3 separate regions of the Homo sapiens genome follow, and regions 1 and 3 are each linked to region 2. The links are chromatin contacts, found by Hi-C or POLR2A ChIA-PET in ENCODE. All regions are on one chromosome and are shown on one strand. The core of a region is the stretch at or near the end of the contact, and the rest is flanking DNA. Distances in the headings are between cores, read along the strand shown.

Region 1 (2,700 bases), core at 201-2,700, 1.5 Mb before region 2:
TTTAATTTTCTGCCTTTTTGAGTTTCTCCAGTTATCCTGGAAGCATAGCAGCGTGTGTGTCCTTGGGTAGGACCCACTTGCTGTGCATTCCACTTTGCACATTGAGAAACCAGGCCCAGAGAATTGAGTGACCCGTGCGGGCTCACACAGCTCGAGACAGACAGGCTGGGCACTCCATTCCTGGAATTCTGAAGCCCAGCCCAGTTTCTCTCCATAAAACCACAGCTGCCCCAGGCCCCAGCCCTGAAAGGAACCAGGGCTTGCCATGGCTCAGACACACAGGTCTGATTGTCCTGGCTGCTCCAGTGGGCACCAGGAAGGCCTCAGGGACAGTGTGATTGTATCCCTGATAAGGAAGAGGCCTGATGTTCTGAGCACAGAGTGGACCCCAAGGAGCAATTCCCACGCCTGGATGGACCCACACAGGGCAGGGGGAGGGTGGGGGCCTCTGCTTGTGTCCTCCTGAATGCAGAGCATGAGCTTGGGCCTCCTAGAACACAAACTTTGCTTGTTTGGTACAAATGGGGTGCCGTGGTCTGTTGCTCAAATGGAGGAGGGAGGGGTACCCTTAGTCCCCAGGCCAGCATGAGCAGAATGTGGGCTTTGGAGTCAGGAAGACCCAGACCCAAATTTTGCATTTTGTTTCCTGGCTCTGTGGCCTTGTCTAGTTCATGCAATGTATCTGTGCCTCAGCTTCCTGATCTGCAAAATAGGGGTGCTGACATCCACTTCCCAGGGCTGCTGTGACAGGAAGACAAGCCCCAGCACAAATCCTGCTGTGATGTACAAGCTGTGCCCTTCCCTCCTTTCCTCCCCCAACACACACAAAATGAGTCCATCACCGGAGCTGCAGAAAGAAAGGGAAGAAACTAACGTTCTTTCTGCGTCTGGGAGCTTGTGGGGGCGGGCAGGGGGTGAGGGAGAAATCATGGAGTCACGTGGCAGCCACAGACTTACTACTACTACTTTGTTAGCTCCAATAGTGTATCCTCTCAGGCCATTCCGTTTCCTCAGCAGAGGTCTAACACTTGTTGCAATTAGAGACCCCAAACAGAGACCTAAGCATGCTGGACAAGGGGGTGGAGATGCAAGCCGGCCTGACAGGAGGGGCCTTGAATAGGGGAGGGACGGAATAGAGACGCATTGCGGAAAAGGTAGGGGGCCGGTGTGTGGGGCAAGGGGTGGGACCAAGAGGCACAGCGCATCTGTGGGGGAGGGGGCGTAGAGGAAGGGGAGGTGCTGTTGTATAGTGTCGACCTGGTTGGTGGTGGGGTGGTGTGTTGGCAAAGGGGGCGGGACCGCCTTCCAGCGCACATGCGCATCATGGTCTCCAGGACGAAGCTTTTGTTGGGAAAGCAGGCGGGACTGACTTTGGCTCTTCAGTGTTTGCGCATGCGCGTAACGTCCTGAGGCGGTGGGTGGTATATTAGGCGAAGAGGCGGGGTCGCCCAAGCTGCCGCGCTGGCATTTTCTCCTGGACAAGGAGAGAGTGCGGCTGCTGAGAGCCGAGCCCAGCAATCCCGATCCTCTGAGTCGTGAAGAAGGGAGGCAGCGAGGGGGTTGGGGTTGGGGCCTGAGGCAAGGTGAGAATTAGCCCCCAGACTGGGCATCTGCCCCCTGGTGCGGGCCCCCATTTTTTTTTATCCCGATCCCTTCACCCTGGATTCTGAATCCCCTTCCACCCCCCAAACCCCAATTCAATGCCCCTCCCGATCCTTCCTGATTCAAAACCCCTGTCCGATCCCTCCCATCGTTCGAAATCCTCAGATTCCTTGACCTCGATCTGTACTGTTAGATGATTCCTCCTGACTCAAAACCTCCATGCAACTTCCCAAATGCGAATCCCAACCCAACCGCACCCCCGCTCCGAATTCAGAACTCATCTGCTTCCCGATCCCCATTTGAAGCTTCGCCCTGTCAGTAGCTTCTCGGGGTTCAGAACCTCCATCTGGACGCCCATTCACTTTTACCGCTCCGATCCGTTCCTCCTCACATTCACCTTATCCGCCCGCACAGTCAGACCACAGTCACCCCCCTCCCAATTAGGTCCTTCGTATTTGCCCTCTGTAGTATAACGCCCTGCCCCTCTCCCACAGCCCCCAGGCTCCGCTCTTGCCAGAGGGACAGGAGCCATGGCTCAGAAAATGGACTGTGGTGCGGGCCTCCTCGGCTTCCAGGTGAGATCTCCACTCCCCACCCCACCATTTCCCCAGCCGACAGTCACCCCTCCCCGCGGGCCTCTTTGGTCTCCCAAACGCCGGGATCCGGTTTGACCCTATTTAGTGACTAGACTCCGTGGGCTTTTCGAATTCCCATCGTTTATCGAAGGGGGGGAGGGGCGTCTCTTTTCAGCCATCAGTCCCTGCTCAGAGAGAGGGGAGACCCTGTTAGTAGTCAGGGCAATCTGCCCAGAGAATGCGGGGTGGGTAAGGAACCATTTTTTTTTTTTTCCAGAATCCTGACGCTTGTAGAGCAGTCTGTCACCCCCTCCCCCAGCCTCCTGCCTCCACCCTCCCTCTTTCTGCATTCCCCACTCTGTGCGACCCCCCTTATTCTCAACTCCGCGATCCGCCTGCCGTCCTGAGCTGCTACTGCACGCCTCTTGGAGCGTCCCCGGCTCCTGTTCGTGCCCACTTTCCGCATACCGCCCCACCCCTCATTTTGCCCTTGCCCTACTTCACCCCTGCCACATGTTTAGTA
Region 2 (2,700 bases), core at 103-2,602:
CTAGCAGGTAGATGCCAGAGATGCTGTTAAACATCCTACAATGCACAGAGCACATCCCACAGCAAAGGATTATCTCGCTGGAAATGTCAATAGTGCCACTGTTGAGACACTCAGTCTCCAGGAAAGGTACTCAGTATGTGCTACTTCAGCAAGGGCAGCCTCTTAGGCTAGGATATCATTCAGCTAGAACATCTCTGGGGTGGAAGAATACAGCAGGATTCCAAATGGACATCTGAGGTGAGAGGAATCCACGGTGTATCGTTTAGAGTTGGGAAGACACAAAATAGAGGCTTTACCTGACCACCCTTTCTAAAGACACCACCTAAGTCACTTTATCACATCCACCTGTCTCATTTCCTGTATAGCACTTATGACAGCCTAAAACCATCTTATTTTCTCCTTATCTTCTTTCCCCTCTGGAATATAAGTTCCCTGTGAGCATGGAGTTGGTTTATTCTATTCTCCGCTGTTTCCACAACTTGCAACTGAATAACTCCTGATAAACAATAAGCATTCAACAAATTTGGTAAATTAGTTAATTTCGGCTTTTGACGGTTTCGGTGGTAGGAAAAGGGCGAGTTCGAGGCAACTACCTCTGACATAGCGGTGGGGGGTGGGGATCGACACCTCAAGCATTCTAAAGACTGGAGCGCTGGGTCTGAAATTCAAAAGTGCCGCCTCCAGAGAAGAGTAGAAAGGAGTTGGAGTGTACCAATGCGAGGCGAGAGAGGACGCTGGGCTGAAACAGAAGTGCACCGTTTGGGACCGAAGGCCACGGGAGAGCTACCAGCGTCCCCACATTCTCCGGAGGGGGTCAAGTAAGGCTGGGAAGCCGGCTCCGGCCGGTCCGGCGGGGAGCCGCGCGGCGGAGGACTGAGCTGGCGGGAAGCTGGTTCCAGACGCGACTCCTTTGGCGGGAGGGGGAAGTAGGCGGGGTAACTGGCAGCTCGGCCTGTACCACTGGGCCGGGGCGGGGGCCGCGCAGGAAGCGGCAAGTGACACCTGGAAGGGGTTCGAGTTAGAGCACCCGCGCGGGGAGAGTGGGTTCGAGCAGAACCCCCTCTGGACGGGCAAGGAACCCGTAAGGGTCCGCGACGTTTCAGGTTACATGGGCTGGGTTGTACTACTCCGGCACCGGATAAGGGGTCCAGGCCGGGACGTGCGCAGGGCCGCGGCCAGGTTTATCTCACCAGAGCCATTGGGTCCAATGATGGCGGTGAACCTCTGAAATGGTCCGATAATCTGTCGACCCTTGTACGACTTAAAGTTCTCAATCTCAATCAGTTTCAGGAACCCCATGACGGCCGCGGCGCCGGCGGCAGTAGGACAGGCCGCGCCGTACGCCCGAGAACTGAGGTAGCCCGCGCGGGAAACGCCGCAGTGCAAGCCGGGCGACCGGCAAATGTCGCGAGAATACGTCCAGGCCTAACGGGATTTTCGCCTTCCGGCAGGAGTGGGACCAGGGGCGGGGACTGATGTTGCGTATACGAGGAGCGAGCTGACGACTGGCGTGGTGCCTCCGCCCCCCTTTCTTGTTGCATGGCAACAACAAACACTTGCTCCTGCGGACCAGATCCCCGGAGGAGTTGTTGCTGGGCGGAGTCAGAGCAGTTCTTGAGGTTCAAGGAGGCGGGGGAGACCTGAGCTCACGCTTGCTGAGACAGAAGTCACAGCAGGATTATGCCCCTCAGGGCAAGAGGAAGGTGGGAGCTCGGCTGTGGCTTTAGCCTGGCCAGCTTTCAAGGCTAGGACAAGGACAGGGTCGGGAATTGGAAGGACCCGGGGGGAGCGGAGAGCTGGACGGGAAGGAGGGGCCAACGGGAGGATTCAGTGTTAGGTGAGCTCAGACTTTGCTAATGGTGGGGTGGGATTGGTGGCGGGACGGGTTGCGAAGGCGGACGGGTTGTGAATGGGACTGGGGCTACTCCCAGGCAACAGGGATACAGGCTGGGGAAGGCTACGGCCTGAGATACTACCCCTATCCCCTGCCTCCCTCCTGTTGTACCAAGCAGAGTTCAGAAACTGCCGCCGTAACCCAAGAACAAAGTTGCATGCAGAGCCAACCTAAGAGCTTCAAAATCGGGATTCCTTACTGAGAAAGGTATTTTGTGTGAACCCCCAGGAGTCAGGGTCCCTAAGCCAGCGCTCTCCACCTCCACCTACCTCTGCCTCCATGCCTCTCCCCCATCCCATTCCCACAGCTCTATACCACAATGCCACCTTACCTCTCTTCCCTCTCTGCTCTCTATCATTAATAAGGCAGGGGCCTTAGCAATCCAAGAAGCTTAAAATGTCAGCTGAATCTTCCCCTTCAGTGACCTTATACTGTAATGGCAGGTGAAACCAGTAGGTAAGTTGGTGCCATTCTCAGACTTAAACATGGAAAGGATCTGGTGGTTGCCATAATTATTCCTTTAACTATTTATTAAATTATGTCCGAAGGCTAGAAAGAGTCCTAAAGACTTAGGACAAGTCCAGGAAAGTGAGGAAGTGGCTGGGCATGGTGGCTGACAACTGTAATCCCATCGTGAGGGAGGCAGGCCAAGGCAGGAGGATCACTTGAGACCAGCAGTTCAAGACCAGCCTGGGCAACATAGTGAGACCCTATCTCTACTAAAAATTAAAAAATTAGCTGGGTGTGGCAGCTCTCACCTCTGGTCTACCCAGGATGCCGAAGCAGGAGGATCACTTGAGCCTGGG
Region 3 (2,700 bases), core at 48-2,547, 1.2 Mb before region 2:
GGTCTCATGGATTGCAAATCCTAATACACACATTGTTGTGAATACTGGAGATAACAACAACAATAATTATATGTCTACAATTGCCAGGAACTAAGAACCTGTTGTGCTATTTATGGTGACCACCATCCTCCATGAAGCACGTGCTATTATAACCTTCATTTTGCTCACGTGGAAACTGTGATACAGGAAGAAGCAGTAAATTGCCAAGGTTCTTGGGGTTCCTCAAAGAGGGCACTGGCGTTCAGATCACCGGTCTATCATACACAAGATTATACGCTGGTTTACAGAACGTTTTCCTGCCTCCAGTGCAAGAATGAAATAAAAGACAAACTGGGTAGAGTGTAAAACAGCCAGCAAAACTTTTTTCAAAATGGTAATAATTTAATGCTCACAATAAAGTGCTAAGTGGAAGGGTGAGGGGGAAGCCACGTTGTTTCATCCAGTATCATCCAAACATTATTTAAAAATACACCGTATTTACAAAGATAAACATCTGGAAGAAATAAGGTACTTGTTCATGTATTCAAAACTGTATGTTAAGAACACTCCTCTACACTCTTGTCAGTTTGCCGAAAAGGCAATGGTGAGCAAAAACAAAGCAGAACAATCACAGTTTCTGTTCTTAGAAAGGTTACATGATCACATTTACCAATGAGATAGGGGGTCAGGGGTTATTTTTGCTTTCCATTTCAGTTATTAAGTATTTTTTCGACGCTTCTAGACTGTGTATTGTTTTAGAATGGGAAATGAATAAAAATTTTCAAGCATTTTTCAAATGATTTTTAGGACACGGTAACTCACACTGAAAATCTGAGTTTAAAAAAGATGAACTAACGATGGAATATGAACTCGTGTTTAAAATGCACCTTTGGGAATGAAAAACTCTAAGGAAACAACAAATATTATCAGTGGTCATTGCTGGGTGATGGGACTGAGGGTAAGACTGGCTTTCTTTATTACACTGTATTTGTCCTCCAAATTTTCTACAGTGAGGTTGAGTCACTTCCATAATAAAAGAGTGCGTGCATTTATCAATATAAAACCAGGTCCACAAAGCCCAGTACAACCTGGGGACAGTGAATGACAAGACCATTGAGAGAAGTCAAAATACAAGTTACTAAGGAACCTAGGCATCATCTCAAGAGGAATGCCAATTTCAAAAGCAAAAAGATTTTGTTCATCAGCTCTGAGTTTTCTTAAGAGACACTACCCGCTCCGCTTCACCCCCTAAAAAACAGGCAGCCCCAGCAGCAGGACTTGGCAGGTTTAAGAACCAACCTCTTCTCTCAAAAAAGATTCCGCGGCATTTTTTTCAAGCAAGAAGGGCGGGGGGAGAGGCGAGTTGGGCGTATCCATGGAGCAATATTGCCACCTGCAGGCCACAAGAATGAAGCGCCACCAACCGCGGAAGAAAATTCATCCTTTCTACTGCTTCTCGGCAAAGAGCCGGTAGAGCTAACCTGAGGAAGCTACGCAGAATGAAGATGAGGACCAGAGAATAGACTAGTACCGGTCAGACAGGCCCCGACGAACCGGCCGTACAAGGCAGCCTCCCATAGTCCCGCCCTCGGAACCATAGCAACCCAGCAGGAAGTTCCTGCGCCACCGGAAAAAGCAGCTCTCGGGGCGGGGCTGGCCTAGGATTGACGGGCTCTGGGCCTGCGCATCGGAGTCCGGGGAGGTAGGCGCTAGTCTCCTCAGGGTCAGCCGCAGGACTCCTTCCCTGCTATTGAGAGTTGATGGCTCAGGCTCGCGACCGCTGAAGGCCAGGCTCTACTGCATGGCTGCACCAGCCGCCTCACGTTCGAGACCTGTGCCAATCCCATGGACACTCTCCCAGCCAGCCCCTGGACACGCTTCTCATGTGACGCACGCCCTGTCCTCCTCTCAGCCCTCACAGCACGGATCCTCCCCGGCGACCTCAGCGCCCCCGGGGCTGACCAGGCCGCGGCCGGCTCTCCTCCGTCTTGAGGGGGCCTCCTCCTCCCCACCTAAGTCTCCTCCGCGCGCGGTAATGCTCTGGGCCTCAGGAAAGACCGCGCCCCTTCACGATGTCTATTTCTTGCATCCCGCACTCTCATCATGGGCAGCACCCCATCCAGTCCTAACAGCTCCCTCTCTCCAATGTCCCAGCATCCACAGCCTTCAGCCTCAAGGAGGCCTGTCCACTGACCCCAACCGCGTTCCTCACCATTCACCTTCCTTACCCAGCTTACTCAAAGCTATTAACTCTCGCTCCTCAAACGCATCTCTTCATTTTCCTTCCTCCCTACTCGCCTGGCAACCCCCTGCCTTCCCCCGCCCCCCTGTAACCAAGTAGACAAACAATGTGCACCCTCCACAAGTGTACCTTCTCTCTCCTCTCCCTACAATAGCCCCCACAAGGACTAGCACCAACTCTTCTCATGATATTCCTTGATATTCCCCTGAAAAAACAGGAGCGATTGGAGAGAAACTCTCACCACTTCCCAACAGCAGTGGGCCTGCACTTGTAATCTCAGCTGCCCCACTGGAGGAAGTGACAGGATCCTACTTGAGGCCGGGCCTTCACCTGAATCCCATGCCCTCTACCTTCTCAAGGTAGAGACTTTTGTAGTGATTATCCCTTATTCCTGAATTGTCACATTCTTTCTTTATTCTGGATTCTTCTGTCATCTATAAACATGCTCTTGTTTCTGACATTTTATACAAAATGTAATA

The links. A loop is a pair of places that touch in the nucleus more often than their neighbours do. ChIA-PET counts read pairs that join two places held with the same protein, here RNA polymerase II (POLR2A). Pooled maps may share reads with other maps.
Region 1: a pooled map shows a loop between it and region 2 (8-fold over the local background). The contact joins the promoter of MAGED1 here to the promoter of SMC1A in region 2. A Hi-C loop is called at or near these places in 9 of 50 pooled maps.
Region 3: a loop to region 2 is called in a map of ascending aorta, with 12 times the contacts of the local background. The contact joins the enhancer-like site here to the promoter of SMC1A in region 2. A Hi-C loop is called at or near these places in 1 of 168 maps with a recorded cell type or tissue (ascending aorta) and 9 of 50 pooled maps. POLR2A ChIA-PET finds 5 or more read pairs at or near these places in 1 of 52 experiments (H1).

The regions. Positions count from the first base shown.
Region 1 is chrX:51,892,173-51,894,872 of GRCh38, forward strand. MAGED1 (MAGE family member D1) reads left to right here and starts at 1,451. Exons shown (of 13, transcript NM_006986.4): 1 at 1,451-1,583; 2 at 2,097-2,177. The coding sequence starts at 2,133. RefSeq lists enhancers at 746-865, 1,506-1,595, 1,908-1,957, 2,178-2,227.
Region 2 is chrX:53,421,302-53,424,001 of GRCh38, forward strand. SMC1A (structural maintenance of chromosomes 1A) reads right to left here and starts at 1,353. Exons shown (of 25, transcript NM_006306.4): 1 at 1,191-1,353. The coding sequence starts at 1,299. RIBC1 (RIB43A domain with coiled-coils 1) reads left to right here and starts at 1,572. Exons shown (of 8, transcript NM_001031745.5): 1 at 1,572-1,703; 2 at 2,013-2,101. RefSeq lists enhancers at 510-1,484, 601-780, 901-950, 1,141-1,320, 1,485-2,456 and 1 more.
Region 3 is chrX:52,260,279-52,262,978 of GRCh38, forward strand. All of the region lies in intron 1 of LOC105377209 (a long non-coding RNA gene), which reads right to left. Among named protein-coding and RNA genes, the nearest start is that of SNORA11D, 71 kb to the left of the region's middle. RefSeq lists enhancers at 1,226-1,585, 1,398-1,899, 1,900-2,399 and a silencer at 1,272-1,530. Within about 2 kb of position 1,298, at least 38 of the 41 ENCODE cell types and tissues checked have a DNase peak (open chromatin) inside an H3K27ac peak, as active enhancers do; they include ascending aorta, where a contact is called at or near this core.